Regions from separate parts of the Homo sapiens genome. Here region 2 is linked to region 1. A link is an interaction called in ENCODE POLR2A ChIA-PET data of the cell type or tissue named here. Cell type or tissue: Panc1. All regions are shown on one strand.

Evidence for each region. Peaks named below come from ENCODE experiments on the same cell type or tissue, not always from the same donor. Only the 100,000 strongest peaks of a DNase experiment are listed, where the experiment ranks them.
Region 2: POLR2A ChIA-PET joins it to region 1 with 8 read pairs; 17 of 35 experiments call an interaction of 5 or more read pairs at or near these places.

The regions. Positions count from the first base shown.
Region 1 is chr11:130,153,765-130,156,264 of GRCh38, forward strand. No RefSeq gene overlaps it. Among named protein-coding and RNA genes, the nearest start is that of ST14, 4.8 kb to the right of the region's middle. In Panc1, no CTCF peak of the experiment used is centred here; no DNase peak of the experiment used is centred here.
Region 2 is chr11:130,005,806-130,008,305 of GRCh38, forward strand. No RefSeq gene overlaps it. Among named protein-coding and RNA genes, the nearest start is that of PRDM10, 4.2 kb to the left of the region's middle. RefSeq lists a cis regulatory region at 1,086-1,432. In Panc1, no CTCF peak of the experiment used is centred here; no DNase peak of the experiment used is centred here; H3K27ac peaks cover 269 bases.

The DNA of each region.
Region 1 (2,500 bases):
CCTGGGTGACAGAGCAAGACTCTGTCTCAAAACAAACAAACAAACAAAGCAAAACAAAAAACCAAGAAAGTAACCACCATCCATGTCAGTAGAGTGGTCACTCTTACTGGGGAGAGGAGGGATTGTTTTGGGAATGGGCCCATGGAGGGCTTGGCATGAGGGTTGGCAAGGTTCTATCTCTTCTCACATCTGGTCTTCTGTTTTCTTTTCTTTTCTTTTTTTTTTTTGAGAAGGAGTCTCGCTCTGTCGCCCAGGCTGGACTGCAGTGGTGCGATCTCAGCTCACTGCAACCTCCGCCTCCTGGGTTCAAGCAATTATCTACCTCAGTCTCCCGAGTAGCTGGGATTACAGGCACTCGCCACCACACCCAGCTAATTTTTTGTGTTTTTAGTAGTTTTGGTGTGAGCCACTGCGCCCAGACTCACATCTGGTCTTCTATGGAGTTGCCTTATAATAATCCAGTAAGCTGTATATTTGTTTTATGCTGATTTCTATATTTCCACCACATTTAACAATAAAAAAATTTGTGACAACAGTCCCGGCACGGTGGCTTACGCCTGTAATCCCAGCACTTTGGGAGGCCGAGGTGGGTGGATCACCTGAGGTCAGGAGTTCGAGACCAGCCTGACCAACATGGAGAAACCCTGTCTCTACTAAAAACACAAAATTAGCCAGGCGTGGTGGCAGGCACCTATAATCCCAGCTGCTTGGGAAGCTGAGGCAGGAGAATCGCTTGAACCTGGGAGGCAGAAGTTGCAGTGAGCTGAGATTGCACCATTGCACTCCAGCTTGGGCAACAAGAGCGAAACTCCGTCTCAAAAAAAAAAAAATTGTGAAAACATTTACTTGCATTTTTCCTTATTCATGTGGTCTTTGAATAATTTAACAAAGACTGGTTGAGTGCATGCTGGGGATGCTAACAGACACTGGTCCATGCCTTCAGGAGTTTTGCGCCTGGAGAGGAAACCATTCTCTGTAACCACAAGGCCTAGAGTGGAGCAGAGAGGAAGGAGAGCTTGCAGGGCTGTGTGTAGCCCACAGGAGAGATGATGGTGGCGTGGAATAGGGACACAGCAGGAGGGAAAAGGAGAATTAGACAGGTTCCAAACATGTTTTAAAGGTAGAACCAACTGATTGGTGATTTGTTTGTGTGTTTGTTGTTTGTGGGTGGGTGGGATAAGGAAAGGAGAGGTCAGTGATGTCTTCTAGAACTGGTTGACTAAATGGATGAGGAAGCCCTTTGCTAAGATAGCTGGATCCAGAGTAGCATAAACAAATGGGTGTTTGTGGCACACAAACCCGCTCTGCTGCTGCAAAAGGAGGGGTCATCTTCTCCCCTATATTCCTAGAACATCATCTTTTGTTTAGAGATGGGGTCTCACTTATGTTGCCCAGGCTGGAATACAGTGGCTATTCACAGGTGTGATCACAGCTCACTGAGGCCTCGAACTCCAGGGCTCAGAGATCTTCCTGCCTCAGCCTCCCGAGCAGCTGGAACCACAGGTGCCTGCCACAGAGCCTGGCCTGCTAGAGCGTCGTCTTTCATCTCAGAGCTGAATGAGCATCTTGCCCACAGAAGTGCTCAGTGCTGGCATTTGAATGCTATCCATATGCAATGCATCAGCTGCAAATTCAGATGAAGAGGAAGCCACGCAGAGGCCAAGCCCTTCCCCCTAGGACCGCTGTGCCGCACCAGCTCATGGAAGTGCAGGAGCCAGGAGGAAGCGTAGCCATCAACTATCACATCAGACCCATTTGGTTTAATCCTCATGAAATTATGATATGCTGGCCGGGCGTGGTGGGTCATACCTGTAATCCCAGCACTTTGGGAGGCCAAGGCGGGTGGATCACCTGAGGTCAGGAGTTCAAGACCAGCCTGGCCAACATGGAGAAACCCCATCTCTACTAAAAATACAAAAATTATCTGGGAGTGGTGGCACGCACCTGTGATCCCAGCTACTTGGAAGGCTGAGGCAGGAGAATCACTTGAACCTGGGTGGAGGTTGCAGTGAGCCGAGATCCGAGATTGTGCCATTACACTCTAGCCTGGGTGACAAGAGCAAAACTCTGTCTCAAAAAAAAAAAAAAAAAGAAAGAAAAGAAAATAAAATAAAAAAAAGAAATTATGGTATGCTTTTGTTTCTAAACTCGGTGAAGAGACCCAGTAGCAGACAGCTTACTTGACGGACACTGATCAGCTCCACAGACTGTCCTCGCTCACTGTCTCCAAACAGCATTTTCAGTGCTCTTATGTGTATCAGGAAGATCAAAATACACTATACCATAAGTCCTAAGTGACGGAAGAGATTAGTTATTAAATTCTGGGGAAAGTTAATCATATTCACTTTGAAACTTTAGCTGAATTTGGATCTCACTAAGGGGAAGGGGCCAAGTCATCGGGGATGGGGTGGGAAGGACCGTGCAGGAAAAAGCAGCATTACCTCAAGGATACTAAACACCTGGCGTTTAGAAAGTGCATTTTCCCCATGAAGCATGTTTG
Region 2 (2,500 bases), 150 kb before region 1:
TGAATAGATATTCATTGAATGCTTCCCAAATGCCAGGCACTGTCTTAGATGCTCTGTGATTCGTCAATTAACACTATAGACAAAAGGAAAAACAACACAAAAATCCATGCCTTGACTGAGCTTTCAGTCTAACACACTTGAGAAACAGTAAGAAGGCCAGAATTATTGGAACACAGGACAGAGTGATACAAGAAAGAGTGTAGTGATACAAGGATACAGTGATACAAGAAAACTTGGGGAAATAGGTCTGGGACAGACCACATAAGGCTTTGAAGGCTATGGTATTGGAATTATTATAGAAAGTGCAACTTAATAGGAGCATTGACTAAGTGTGGTAATTAAAAAAAAAGAAAGAAAAAAGTGCAACTTAAACTAGTTGGAGGTTTTAAGTAAGGTAGTAACACAGTTTTGTCTTTCAAAATAACTGGCTGCTCTAGGGTGCTTATTTTGTTTGGGGAGAGGGCAAGAGACAAGGAGTCTGTGCCAATATGCTCTGAATAAGAAACGATGGCCCATCTTGACTGAAATAGAAGTAGCTTAAATGGGGAGAAGTGTATGGACACCAGATATATTTTGGAGGTGAAGCCACAGAACTTGCAAATGAATAAGTTATGGAACAGAGTGTAAGTTGCTCCTGGTGACAAGGGAGTGATCGAGAATGACTTCTAAGGTTGAAAACTGAGTGGCCAATGAATGTTGATGCCTTAACTGAGATTAGGAACACTGGGAGATAAATGGTTAGAAAATCAAGAGTTGTATTGTAGCCATGTTGAATTGGAAATATCTTTTGGAAAATCCAACTAGACACCCCACGTAGGCAGCTGGAATCCAAAAGAGAGATCAGGGCTGGAAATACAATTATAGGAATACAGTTCATCAGATTATACATTATATCTAAATACATAGAATTAGGTGTGGTCATCTAATTAGGATTAGATGAGAGAGAGTGTGTATATAGAGAAGACAAGTGTATCCAGGACTGAGCTCATGGGAGCTGCTGAATTTAGAGGTGGATGATAGGAAGGCAGCCATCCAAAAGGCTGAGAAGGAAATAACACAGGAGGAGAACCTGGAGAGGATGGTGTCTGAGAAGCCAAGGGAAGACAGTGTTTCAAGAAGGATGTAGTGGCCAGCTGCAGCAAATATTGCTAAAAGCTGATGATAATGACAGTTAACCTGTGGATCTGGAAAGACAGAGGTGGAAATTGCTGGTAACTTTGACAATAGTAGCTTCAAGGGAGAGCTAGGAAGTTTACTGGGAGTCACCTGAAGAAAGCATAGGAGGTGAAGAGTCACATCTGTTGCCAACATATGGCAGATAAGATAGGCCAACGAAAACAACTAATGTGCTGCAGTGAGCTATGATCACACCACTGCACTGAAGCCCAGATGACAAAGCGAGACCCCGTCTCAAAAAGAAAAAAAAAAGTATGTCATGAAAAGCAAAGAAAGCCTGAAAAACTGTTCCAGATTAAAGGAGAATAAAAAGACAGAACTAGGCCAGGCATGGTGGCTCATGCCTGTAATCCCAGCACTTTGGGAGGCCAAGGCAGATGGATCACCTGAGGTCAGGAGTTCGAGACCAGCCTGGCCAAGATGTCTCTACTAAAAATACCAAAAAATTAGCCAGGTGTGGTGGTGTGCACCTGTAGTCCCAGCTACTTAGGAGGCCAAGGCAGGAGAATCACTTGAACCTGGGAAGCAGAGGTTGCAGTGAGCCAAGGTCGCGCCACTGCACTCCAGCCTCGGTGACAGAGTGAGACTCCCTCTCAAAAAAAAAAAAAAAAAAAATAGGGCCTTTGCAGATATAATTAATTAAGATGAGCTTATACTGGATAAAGTAGGCCCTAAAAACCTATAACTAGTGTTCTTTTAAGACGAGAAAACAAAGACATAGATCCACAGGGGAGGGAATAGGAAGGCTAAAAACAGCAACAGAGAGTGACGTGTCCACCAGCCAAGGAATGCTGAAGGTTGCTGGCAACCTCCAGAAGCTGGAAGGAGATAGGAAGGGTTCTTTCCTAGAGGCTTCAGAGGGAACAGGGCGGGCACCTTGATTTCAGACCTCTAGCCTCCAGAGCCAAGAGAGAATACATCTCTAAGGTTTTAAGCTACCTGTTTGTGATACTTTGTTATGACAACCATGGGAAACTAATTTAACATTATTAAGTAAGAAATTATGTGGTACAAGATTGTTTGGGGTTGTCGGGGAGAAGGAGAGAGTGAGGAATTATCTGAATGTGGATAGCTGGGATGATGAGTATTTATAAGATAGCAACAGTTTTGGGTGTTTTTGTTTTTAAGATTTGAATGAAAAACTAGCTGGGGCCAGGTGGCACAGTGACTCACACCTGTTAATCCCAGCACTTTGGGAGGCCGAAGTGGATCACTTGAGTGAGGAGTTTGAGAGCAGCCTGGGCAATATGGTGAAACCCTGTCTCTATTTAAAAAGAAAAAAAGAAAGAAAGAAAAGAAAAGAAAGAGAGAGAGAGAAAAAAGT